2 separate regions of the Mus musculus genome follow, and region 2 is linked to region 1. The links are chromatin contacts, found by Hi-C or POLR2A ChIA-PET in ENCODE. All regions are on one chromosome and are shown on one strand. The core of a region is the stretch at or near the end of the contact, and the rest is flanking DNA. Distances in the headings are between cores, read along the strand shown. Region 1 overlaps Ghr (growth hormone receptor). Region 2 holds the start of AW549877 (expressed sequence AW549877).

Region 1 (6,544 bases), core at 3,908-6,407:
ATTAAAGTTAGAAACAAGGAGAGGAATTTCTGTGGAGAAGAGTGTTTAAAATTGGTATTTTCTAACCAGCTACAAGAGATAAATTCTAGATATTTTTTTTCCTCTCAGTGGGCTTTCTTGTGGCATGGGGAAGGCTACAATGTCAGCGGCATGATAGAGATACAAATTAAGATTCTGGAAATCATTTGCTATTCAAGAGCTATTGTCTTTCCAAAAATGAACATAGACCTTCTGGGCTTTTTTTTTTTTTAATCACATATCCAGACTGCAAATAAAGAATGATAAATAGAGTTCTATTATAATCGGTGATTCCATCAATTTTTTATTTGAATTCTGCTGAGACAAATGTAACCATAGACCAGCATAAAAAGAGTTAATTATGACACTAAGCAGTGTTACTTATACCGATACATAGACTCATACTTATTGGTGTTCTAGAGGGTGACTGCTAACAAAACTGCAGACACAGAACCATGGTATGTGTGACCAGATCTGCTGTGGCCATCCATAGCAAAAGGAAAATGAGCACTCCTCTTTCTTTCCTATTGGATTTCTTTATCCAGCTCTATGGGTTCCAGAGCTAAGGTTGCTTTTCCTGATGTGAGCCTAGCAACTTGCTTTTCAGTTCTGCCCAGGAAAATGCTAGCAGGCGAGAATGCTCTGTTGGCCGCCCACCTCAGAGTCCCTCAAAGAGGGCACCGTGAGAAAGCATTCCACATTAAGCAAATGTACATTTCTGCAATCGTGACGAAAAGCACTTGAATCCAACCATCTACCCTCTGCTCCAGCTGATAGAAAAGAATGCAGGGAACTCTGGGAGTTTAAGTGGCTTTGGCAGGAGAGGAAACAGCTGTGATGTTGTCAAGGGTTGTCTGTGGGAGCCGTACCAGCTGCTGACAGTATCAAGAGTGCCCAGAAATAGGGAAGGCGCCTCTGGTTAAAGCAGCTAGGTCCAGGAAGTGAACTCTTGACCCCATGTGAGGCATCCAGCTTTCATGGACTCCGTCCTGTCATTCTTCAGAATGGATATCTCCTTTAGAACCAGAGAATGGGATGTTTAAATTTTGAACTGTTTGACTTCTAAAACAGAAATGTGTTTACATAGATGCAACCAGAAAGAGTGGGAGGTAAAAAAAGGAGCTTCGAAATCATGACAAGGAATGTTCCAGTATATCTTAGATATGCTCCAGAGTTAGCCATGAGAAGGTTGTTTTTCTGTACCAAAGGCTTTCAGAGCTCTTTGAAGCTCCTTATCCCATTACTATGCCCTGTGCTCATCCATCCAATTCAGCACCCTCCCACTATCTCTTGTCTGGCCTCTCCTCTGCAGCTTCTTCACCAGGCCTGCCCTTGCCAAAATAACTCTGCACCTTGACCTATGCCATCTACTTCAAGACCTTTTCAATCTTAGCTGCTGGCTGAGCAGAATCAAGTGACCTCATTTATTTTGAGGTATGATGACCTGGGAATTCTGAATATGATAGTTCTCTCAAGGGTGAGCACATTTTAATAGAAGATCATTCTTCATCCAAATGAACGCATCTCTAATAGTAAAATTTATTTTCTCTATGAACTAGAGCCTCTTCCCTAGCACACCTCATGTCATTTGCCATTTGCTTCTCCTGTCATTCTCTATCTCTATCTCTATCTCTATCTCTATCTCTATCTCTATCTCTATCTCTATCTCTGTCTCTCTGTCTGTCTGTCTGTGTGTCTGCCTGCCTGCCTGCCTGTCTGTCTGTCTCCTCCCACACATGCACACAGGAAAACCTAGTGACATGGTTAAAAAGGAACTAATTAATCTAATTAGAAAAGGATGATAGCTGTCCCTTAAGAGCCACAGTAAGAAAGAAACCATTTCCATGAGTCTCTATAGAAGATTAACCCATTGCCCAATGGAAATCCTGGCTTCTATCATCCAGGTTTTATCATAAATTTGTGGTTTAGAAGCAATCCATGATAAGGATTTAAAATGCTCATTAATTATGCAAGCATTATGGATACCAAATAATAGATATTCTGAAAATTATGTATTGTGATAATCAGCATTGACCTTCAGTTTTCAGCTATGAGATCCTTGTGGTCTCATCTCCTGGCTGTAAATATTTCATGCATATATAGCATCTAATAAATGATTTTGTTTAGAGTAGGCAATTAACAAACATTTTATGTAAACAATGGATATAATTTCAGGATTCATTTTATTTTAATTTCTTTGTTTCTCTTTAGAATACAAAGTATGAAACCAAGGGAAGCTGTCTTTTAAGTGCTTGTGTAAAAAGACTAATGCCCTAATTTTTCATAAGCAAGTATAGTCAGCTGATGTAGAAAGTGTTTACGGTGACCACTGTAAAGAAGTTTTGTGTTGAGTACTGGGCAGCATAAGAAGAATGAAGTATTTGTATAGCTATTTTGCTTCTTAACTGGATCAGAAAGCTCAAGGTCACAGAGCTATCTTCCTGTAGAGGCCAAGCTGTGTTAAAGGACCACAAAACAAGTGGCTGATGGTAGATATTTCTGAAGGCAATGCCCTGGAATGCAGATCCCCGGCTAGGAATATGCCGTAAGGCCAAAGGCACTGCATACACTTCTCGATGATTGTAAGGGAGTTCCCTCGGCTGGAAATCGATGGAGGCTTTAGATACTTGGTCTAATGGCTGCTTCCTTTTGAGTTGAATAGGCCATTAGCTACTCTCAAAGATCTGAAATGGTGAGGGAGCTTACCAATTGAGTGCTCTGCTGCCAGGTTCAAGTTGAAAGATGAAAAGGAAACAGGCCCATAGGCTGAGCATGGAATGGGGGGGGTGTAATATAGAAAAGTCTACCCACTCACACAGCCACCACCCAACATTGTATCTGATTCTTCATAAGAATATGAGAAGAATCTCTCCAGTCGCCAATCTATTTGATTTGAAAACTCTTAGTACTGGAATTTTCCTGTACTCTCTCTCTCTCTCTCTCTCTCTCTCTCTCTCTCTCTCTCTCTCTCTGTGTGTGTGTGTGTGTGTGTGTATGTGTGTGTAGACTTGCCCGGGCTTATGCATACACGTACATGCCAGAGGCTGACTTTGGAACTGGTCTTTTTCTATCGTTCTTCACACTGTTTTTTAGACAGGGTCCCTCACTGAAACTGTAATTCATCACCTCAGCTAGATTTGGTTGGCCACTGATTCCTTAGAACCCACCCACATCTGGTCCCCAGTACTGGAGTTGCAGGCATGTGACTTCATACCAGCTTTTGGGTGGTGCTAGGGTCTGAACTTATGTCTTCATGCTTAGGTAGCAAACAATTTACCTACTGGGTCATCTTCCAGCCTCTAAGTAGCTCCTTGTGAAATTCGTCAACATTTGTCAGTATTGTCCTCATGAAACATCTCGTGTCTAAGTATGTTCGGTCACCTAGACTTTTTCAGTCCTAGACTGTAAGATATTAAACTCTGTAAATGGGCCTCTCTCAGCAGTATTCAATTCTCCTTGTGACACTTTTCTTTACTAAGGTATTAGATAATAGAGATGGCAGGATTCTTGCCTCAAAGTCCTGTCACTTTCAGTGGTGAAATGGCTGCCATACTAGTTGATGCAGTCCTTGGTTTGGGAAACACAATTAAACCTGAATAATCCTCACTTTCCTGTTATTCTTTGACTTGTCTCCTATGCTTTTCCTATCTTCTTTCTTTTTTTCTTTCATCCAGCCGCACCTAGAAATACATTAGCATCGTTACCAATGTATTATTTAAAGTCAAATTTAAAGCCAAAGCTAAGAAGTCAGGGATGTCTTGGTGCCAAATGTGGATCCTCTGTAATTACCTTGAACACTAGCACACTGTGACTTCCAGAGCTCTTGCACAATCTGTGTACAAAGTGGTCCCCAGGAGTTGCTCTTCTTTTGTCTCCAGGCCCCTTTATTTATCCTTTTAAAAACTGTCAAAGATTTAAAGAAAAAAAAAGCTTTGTTTGCTTTGGCTTTAGTTATTACTTTTTGCTGTTTTGTTTATTACAGCAGAAGATGGGAAAATAGACATCCCATTAGGTGTGAGAATGATGTTGTCATTGCCTGCCACAAAGCATCTGAAAACTCCACAGTACACTCAGGGGGGGGGAAAAAAGTAAAGAAAAAAAGATGATTATAGTAATAATTAATAACAATAATAATAACTTGACTTTATGAACCTGCTATCATAAAACATTTATAACTCAATTCTTAACATCTAGAATCCAAGGCCTAAAGTAAATACTTTGCTCTCAGGGAGTATGAGAGAGAGAAAAAGTACAGACAGACAAACATAGAAGACAGGATGCTTCTATACTTAGTTTTGTCTAGCTCTTTATTAACAAGTTTTGACAACTGTTACTGTTGATTCATCTCTTTAAAGAGGCAGCTCTATAAAGTGTGTCTTCACAGTGTTATCAGCAATTTGGAGCTCACTGCTCCCTTTGTAATGGTCCAGGGATGAAGTAGATCAGTTTGAGAAATGTTTGATGTAGTTAATAACCCTCCTTAGAATTTGGAATGTTCTTCTCTTGTAGTTGTAAATCTCATATCTTTTCTTTCTGGTCTGCTTTGCACACAGGAATATAGAAGCTGGAGTATCTGGCCTGGTACCAGTCAAGTAGACTAGCTGTATTATGTTTCACTAATGAAATAGATCTTAAGTGGAGATTAAGGAGGAGAGGAAGTGGGTTGATGGAGACATGGGTGTTTCTTCATGAAAGATTGGCTGTAAGACAGGTGCAGTTGTGGAGTGACTGAGTGATTTGTTAAGCACAGTAAGAAGATCTGTCTGACTGTAGTAACAGGGCTGTCTGCTGTGTTATGTTTTTGTTTGATTGAAGAGGCATCTGTGGGTGGATAAGAGCTCTAAAAAGATGGAGTTCCCTATTTAAAAAAAAAGGACTCTCATTTAACCTGATAAATAAGAAGGGAAGAAATGGAAAGTCTGGAGGCCAATTAGGAGGTTGTTCTGGTGGTCTGCATGGAAGTGGGCGAAAGAACAAAAGCAGGTAAAAACAGAAGGGTCGGTGAGTTTCTCAGCTCATTCTAGTTAATCTTTATTTCCTGAAGCATCTGTTTATTGGCTGCTTACCAGGTCTGATTTAGTCATCACTGTGCCTGATATTGCCAGTCAGCATCCATGGCTGTGCACCAGCTCTCCCCTTGGTATGATAAAGAGACTGGGATGGACAGCAAGTTGAACAGAACTGATTGCCTGGAACACTGAACTAGAATGCTCCTGCGGTCCTTTGCTGGAAGCCAGCTCCGTAGGTTGGATGCCGACTTATAGAAAGATGAATCTTGGACAAATTAATCCTTAACTCCTGACTTTAATCTCACTTAGAAGGTGTCCTCTAAGCATTGGACACCACAGTATAACCAATTTCATTTCAGCCTGAAGTGCATTGAGTTTGACTGTAGCTTGCTTTAGGACAAAGTGGAAGAAGGGTGTGAGTGACTGAATGAACTCTGGGATCAGCGACCAGATGGTTCACTCAAGGCTGAGCGAGGTCTATTGCAATGATGTGTCACTTACCGTGTTACTGTTGTGGATCCCTTGCAGTGTTTGCTGATTTCTGTAGTATTCTTACTTTCTCACTGTAACTCAAAGTAGAAGTTGGATGTGGTCAGCCACTACTTTGGTATTTCTAGCAGGTAAATATCATAGACAAAAATAACTTCAAGAGCATGGGTGGGTAGGGGAGCAGGGCAGGGGGAGGGTATAGTGAACTTTAGGGATAGCATTTGAAATGTAAATAAAGGAAATATTTAATTAAAAAAAAGAAAAAAGAAAAAAGAAAAAATGAAATCAAGTTAAATGGTTACAGAGTGGTTGATTTTAAGTATCACTTTGCTTTTAATCTAATTTAAATTGAAATTGATACAATGCAGTATTGAGTGAAGGCTTTGTTTAAGTACTTTCTCACAAAATTGCTGAACATGTACCTATTAGATGACATGAGCTGGTGAGGGTCAGGCTTTCATATCACTAGGAATGAAAGCATGTGTTCTCTCAAGAAAGCTGTCATGGCAGCAAAAGTGGCACCCTGATGGAATTATGAATTGGCCTACATAGCTTTCTTAAATTTAGATCCCAGTATCCTTGAGTATCTGCCAGCATCATTTCCACATACTGGAAAGCACCACCCTGCATTTTCCAAGAGTCAGGAAAGCACTAAGAGTAGAGCACTAAGAGTAGAGCATCTTTGTCAGAAGACATCTAGATGCCTGCCAGTTTCCCTCCTCCCAGCGCCTAGTATTAAGTGAAAAGTCCAGCTATATATTTACCCAGGACTCTACCACCAGTACAAAATTTCCCAAGGAGTTTCCAAGACAATGTGGACTTTTATCTTGGAAGGTTTCACGTTTTTAGATTGTCAAGATGAAGAAAGGGGGTGGAAGGATGACAGCGCAGAGGCAGGCCAAAGAAAAGTACTGAAAAGAAATGTTCCTTAATTAGGTCTTTAATGATGTCTATAGTCTACTGATCCAGTAACTGTGACGTGGCAGAGCTTTGAGGGGGAAGTGTTCCAAGCAAGACAGAGTGTAAGA
Region 2 (6,559 bases), core at 491-2,990, 570 kb before region 1:
CTTTGTTAAGATCTTGAATAAACCACAGAATCATGTATTCTTTAGTTTGGAGGTTAACAGTCTCATCCTTCTCCTCCTTATCTGAAAAAAAAAAGACTAGATTTCCAACTCTCTCTCTGAAAATGAACACACCAAAATATCAGTTGAACAATAATTCCCAGTGTTAAGACTTTCCATATAGAATACTGTAGTTTGATGCATCATCATGATTGTAATTTTTTTCTTTATGTGCATTTTGCCTGCATATATATGTCCGTATACAATGCCCATGGAGATCTAAAGAGGCATCAGATGCCCTGGAGCTGGAGGCCTAGACAGTTGGGAGTGGCCATGTGGTTGCCAGCAATGATCTCTCCAGCTTGTGCCTGGAAATGTTATTTAGTGCAGTTTGGCATGTTAGAATATGGGTCCTTAATTTCTGTGGGATGCTTGCTTGTTTGTAAACTGGGTCTCAGTATGTACTGGCTGCTCTAGAACTGCCAGCATCCCCTCCAGCCTTAGCTTCTCAAGTTCTGGGATTACAGAGTAAGTCAACACTCTAGCATAAGAGTTTGAATTCTGTAGTTCACCTTGATTATAGAATGCAATTTTTCTGGCCTTCAGATTCTTCATTATAAAGTATCATAAGGATTTGTTGTTGATTATTGTTTTCTATTAAAAACCATTTTCCCAAGTACGTAAGGGCATTACACAAGTACCGAAGACACAGAGCACGTGTTTTTTGCTCTGTGCATTTAGAGTAAAATGACAGGAGAAAAAAACTGGTCATCATGGCCACTTGCAGAAAAGTGACTGTGGTTAGTCACTCTTAAACGATCACATTACTATTTTCATAGTTTAAATATTTTCTACCAGGCTACAACAAAAACCTTAAAATTAAGATGAAGGGTAGAGTTATTCAAAATATATTGTGCCAAACCGGGGGAAACAAACGAACAAACAAAAAGCCAAAACAGCATTAGATTTCCGTGGCCATAGGCAAGAATTAGCATTCATGGAATGCAAAGCAATTTGACCACTTGAGTGCTGATTAAGACCCGGAAGAACACTTAACACTTGTCAGGAAGGTCTCAAGGTGAACTAAGACAGTGAGGTCGCTGCCACGTTTAGGTCGCAAGACATTTAAGGTACTTTAAGTGTGAGCTAGCCAAGATCAATCCGGAGTAAAAACAAGCTCCAGGGTGAAGATTCGGGGAAAGCGTTATGCCAGCTAGCAGGCTGAGGACTGCCAAGTTGTCTGCCCTCACACTAGGTCTCGCAGCTTGGATGAATCTCACCCGTCCGCAGACTTCCGTTTCTGACCTTCCCCCACCACCCCCCGCCCCCACCATTACAATCAAGTTTTATTTTAGTCCACCTCCTTCACTACAGCGCCAACCGCTGCAAATCCTCTTTCCAGACCTTCCAAACCGCCCTCTTCCAGCCAGCTGCTGCGGCTGCAATCTCCCTGCACCCGCGGAGAGAGTCGATGTCCTATTGGCTCAGCTCGGGGCATGGTCGGCTTCCGATTGGTTGAAATTAGAAGGCGGGAGAGAGGTGTGCCCTTACATCATCGACTGGCCCCTCGCAGCACGGGATTGTGGGAGGGAGAGGGCCACTGGGAGGAACTAAATACCCGGAACGACCTTTGCGGGCCGGGGCGGTCGTAGCCCGGAGCCTATGTCTCCGCCCACCGGCTGGGCGGGCTCCGCCCCCACTCCGCCAGCCAGGCCGTCAGGTGATCTGGGGCTCACGTGGTCACGTGGACAGGGCGGGCGCGCCCGAGCTGGCCATGGCGGCCGCGGTGTCCGGTGTGGTGAGGCGGGTGGAAGAGCTCGGGGACCTGGCTCAGGCTCACATACAGCACCTTAGCGAAGCCGCGGGGGAAGACGGTGAGGGAGCGCCGCAGAGGGAAGTGGGCGGACGGTGGTGAGATGCGAGGGGACCGCTGCGCTCGGTGGCCAGAAGGCGCGGCCTTCGGTCCGAGGCGGGGTCCCTGGTGCTGGCACTGCTGAGCTTGGTCCCCATTGGGCAGTCATCTGCCCTCTCCTCAGATGTCCTGTTACCCATGCAGCGTTTTCTACGTTCCTTGAAATCCTTTTTGTTTACATCCGACCAGATGTGTGGTGTCGAATCTGCGAGAAGGGTAGACTTTAAATAAAAGTACACACGGACTTTCTCCGGAATGTTCATACTGCCCAGAAAATGAACAGTATGTTTTTTTGTTGTTTTTTTTTTTTTTTTTTTTTTTTTTTTTTTTGCATTCAGAGAGACATGCATGACAGTTCACTTTTTCATTACTGCCTTGTAAATTTCCACTTTGTTTTCAATTCAAAATTCAGCTGTAAATACATATTGTACACAGTTATGGTGTAATTTTAATGCTCCCCCCCCCGCCCCATTTTAGTCCTTAGGTATTTTCTTAGAAGGGAAAATAGGTTAGGAAATACGTCATTCTTTTGACATCAGACTCGGTTTGCTTTTTATAAATTCTCAGTTGCCAATTGGTTCGACAGTAATCTTTTTTTGTTTTTTGAATGTTGAGCCTTTACCATCCATGAGCTTTAAAATTCTTGTGATTAGAGTCATACGATGACCGAAATGAAACATTTCTCCCAGGTGATTGACTAGTTGGTGTATTTACGGAATCAGTTCTATAATTAAATGAAGCACATATGACCACACTGAGGCTTTTTATCTTTTGGTTTGTGGCAAGCGGAACATAGAATTTGTAGTCACTGTTACCTCCCTGGGTCATGTGTCAGCCAGAGCTCAGGTAGTCTTACTTACTTATTACTGAGCCTAACAGTAATTCATATTTTCTTATGAAAGAATTCTATGATCCATTGTGAAAGGAGGCCTGGAAAGGAGGTTCAGTGTTCCATGGCCTTGTTTGGAGGCTTTGTTTATACATCTGAAAATTTACTAAAATCATAACTGTAGCTATCTGCTTTACAATCTACTAGGCAACATTGACGTTAATCTTACTGGAGAATTACTAACAGGGCTTACTTAACACCAGATTATATGTATTTGAATTATACTTGGCCCTTTTTCATACATCAAAATCAATAGACATCGGAAATTGGTCCCTTAGCTTAACAGTCATATGTTTTTCTTGAGTTGTCAGTATCGTTAGTTTCAATTTTATTCAAACTAGATAATAGAGTGCTAACCATCATTCCACTTAAGAGTGCTCTGTATTTATGGCCATATAGTTCTCATTCTTAACAGTATGATATTGTCCTGCATAGACTTATAAGAAGGACCTTCTCTGAAGATTATAGGAACCTTCTCAGTTTACTTTAAATATTTCTAGTAGAAAGAATGTATTTTTATGGACTTTTCCAGAATGATAGATATGCCACCACCACACCTGACCTATAATAATAACTATGACACTCCTCTTCAGCAGCGACTTCAGCAGTTCAGCACAAGTCTTTGCATTTACAGTAATCTCAGAAGTTAACGGGAAAAATATAAATAGCTTGTACAGGACGTGGGGAGGCCGATGGTCTGGACCATTTTGGTTCTCAGTAGAATCTTGTTTTCTGGGTAGTAGGGTGGTACTTCTGGGCCAAGGAGAGATGTGAAGACTGCTAACTTAAGAGCGATCTTATAGCAGTAGAAAATCCTCTAAAGCTTAAGGTCACTAAGTGACTACCTGCTGACATAGCTGATGGTATTTTATTCTAACACTGAGCAGCTTATCTGTTCACCAAATACTACATTGTCTGTCCACTGCTGGATGCCTGTGAAAGCTTCTGTAGTGCAGAAAAGATGCTTAAAGACTTTGTGTCTTGTACTGTGGTATGGATATGTACTTCATTAAGTGAAGTAGAAGGGTGGACAGTATCTTTGGGGCCCTCAAAATCAGAAATAAAGAAAATATTGTAGTAAACAGATGGTTGAGTTAAGATGGTAAAGTTTGGAAAGTTGGCTAAGTTGTGGTAAGAAAACATGCAGGAGGTATTGGGGTTTTTTGTTTTCTGTTTGTTTTCCTATAGGTTTTGAAGGAATGCGGTAATTTGTTCAGTTTCAAAGTTTTTTTTTAATAATTTATTTCAATTTTATGTGTATTGGTGTTTTACCTGCCTGCATTTTTGTGTGAAGGTATCAGATCTTGGACTTAGAGACAGTTATGAACTGTCATGTGGGTTCTGCGATTTAGACCTGGGTCATCTAGAAGACCAGTCAGTTCCCTCAACTGCTGAGCGATCTCTGTAGTCCTTCATTTTGACGTTTTAAAGGAATAAGATATAACCCTTTAAATTGGCATTGTAGTTATACCAGCTAGACATACAAGTATGATAACTTAGAATTGTTTACAGTCTGATATTTTATGAATATTTGATCTGATCAATTTTTCTTTTAGTTAATTTAGCTAGTACATTTATAAAATTGCATGCATTCAACAGACACTCTTTCTGCAAACTTGTAGATTTTGTATTATTCCAGTAAAAGCTGTAAGATTGTAAGTACTTTAGAGTATATCAACATTGTAAAAGAAACATTGTAAGAATAGACTAAGAACTACATAGATGGCTCAGTAGGTTAAGCACTTCCGGTGCAAGCATGTCAGGTGGCCTAGTGGTGCCCTTGTAATCCCAGTGCTCCCAGAGCAAGTGCAATGTAGGCTAACAGAATCACAAGCTTGTGTTCAAGAATGTGTATGATTGAGGAAGATAGCTTGATATCAGTTTTTACTTTACTATATATGCACACACATATATAGACACTACACATACACACCCAAGAAAGAAGTGGGCTATATACTTAATTCCTAAATAAAGTCTCATAAAAAAGAATGTAGTCTGGATTTGAGAAATAGTAACAAGCAATCTAAAAAGCTTTCACACCTTTGCTTTTGAGAATCAGTTTACTTCATTGTGATTGGGTTTATTTATGTAATACTTAGTATTTGAAGTAAGATATCACTATCTTGTCATAGTATAGCTTTGTTATATCATTTATGATGCATAGCTTTCCTTGTTTAAAATGTTTGAATTTATGTAAAATAATCATGTTTTTATCACTTACAGATCACTTTTTAATTCGAGCCTCTGCAGCTCTAGAAAAATTGAAACTTTTATGTGGAGAAGAGAAAGAATGTTCAAATCCATCCAATCTTTTGGAACTATATACACAGGTACTAAAGCAAATGTGAAGTCTGGTTCTATTGGGGGTGTGCATGTGTGCACATGAGTTCATGTGGACATGGGTACTTAGGCATTTGTGTGTATTCATGTGCAGGTCAGAGGTTGGAATTCGGTGTTTTCTTCAGTTGTTCTCCATCTTGATTTTGTGTGCTTGGAGTGTTTCATGTGTTTTACATACTCAGTTTACTCTTGAAGAGACTTTGAAAGGCCTTGGTTAGTTTGGTGACCACTGCAGCCCAGTTTCCTTAATAAGTAATCCAATATTTTGTGTTTGATGGAGGGACTGGAGAGATTGGAGACCGCGTCCTTCATGTGAGAAATGCGCCTTCGCCTGCCACCACTTCCTCCCTGGCTCAGCGGTTTGCTTCACATTTAAATTCTGTGCCAACATGGTTGAGTGTCTAGTAAAGTTTCTAATGTGTAACTCTTGCTTATTCTGCAAAGCTCCATGTCTTACAGAGGCACTTTCTTCTCTGTGTAAAGGCCATCCTGGACATGACATATTTTGAGGAGAACAAGCTAGTAGATGAGGATTTTCCAGAGGACTGTTCTCCACAGAAAGTAAAAGAGCTGCTCGCGTTTCTTTCAGAACCAGAAATCTTAGCTAAAGAAAGCAATATGCATCCCAAGGTGAGTTCTGCATTCTCCAGTGACGACGGAACCTTGTCATATTGTCCTGCTGCCGCTGCCCTGCTCTTTAGACTATGTTTGTTGTGGTGGGCGTATCATTGATTTATGTTAAGACTCAAGGAAGACGTTTGCCAGTAGTGGTGTGCTACATGCTTTCATCCTTTCACTTGGGAGGCAGAGGATCTTTCTGAGTTCGAGGCCAGCCTGGTCTACATACTGAGTTCCAGGCTGGCCAAGAAAGAGTACTTAGAACGATCCTGTCTCAAGATAGAGGGTGGTGGTGGAAGAGAACTTAACACTTCCAGGCCATGATGAGAAAAATGTATTTTATTGACTACTTTCAGAATATTTATGTAATGGGATTTGAATTGCAGTGTAGCACAGAATCCTTCTCTAACACAGATAGACCCATGCCCCTTTTACTTTTGCAAGTCTTAGTTCTTGACAGTCATAAAATCTAATTGATGCATTTTTTTCTTGCTTTTTTTTTTTCCCCTTTAAATTTTTGAGACGAGGTCTCACTATGTAAATGCTGGCTGAACTCTATATGCCAGGCTGGCTCAGACTCACAGAACTGCCTGCCTCCATTTTCTAAATACTGGGATTAAAATCATGTCCTGCCACACCCCGCTCTTACTATGTGTTTAAAATCCTGATCCTGATGAGCATTTCCAACTCGTAACGCTGATTATCCATCTGCTGAGCAGTTTTCTCTCTATCATCTTAAGAAATATTCTCCTGTTCTTTCTCAGAAACCTTCTTTTTTCTCATTTTAGAGACAGACAAGTATT

What was found. Hi-C counts contacts between places; a loop is a spot of excess contacts on that map. ChIA-PET counts read pairs that join two places held with the same protein, here RNA polymerase II (POLR2A).
Region 2: a map of heart shows a loop between it and region 1 (2.0-fold over the local background). The contact joins the promoter of AW549877 here to the enhancer-like site in region 1. A Hi-C loop is called at or near these places in 2 of 37 maps with a recorded cell type or tissue (both heart). POLR2A ChIA-PET finds 5 or more read pairs at or near these places in 1 of 5 experiments (Patski).

The regions. Positions count from the first base shown.
Region 1 is chr15:3,427,791-3,434,334 of GRCm38, reverse strand. The region is part of intron 2 of Ghr (growth hormone receptor); the gene reads left to right. Among named protein-coding and RNA genes, the nearest start is that of Ccdc152, 130 kb to the right of the region's middle. Within about 2 kb of position 5,157, at least 1 of the 3 ENCODE cell types and tissues checked has a DNase peak (open chromatin) inside an H3K27ac peak, as active enhancers do.
Region 2 is chr15:3,990,927-3,997,485 of GRCm38, reverse strand. AW549877 (expressed sequence AW549877) reads left to right here and starts at 1,740. Exons shown (of 6, transcript NM_145930.3): 1 at 1,740-1,871; 2 at 5,022-5,128; 3 at 5,622-5,768. The coding sequence starts at 1,772. Gm2093 (predicted gene 2093) reads right to left here and starts at 1,447. Exons shown (of 3, transcript NR_045740.1): 1 at 1,402-1,447; 2 at 2-81.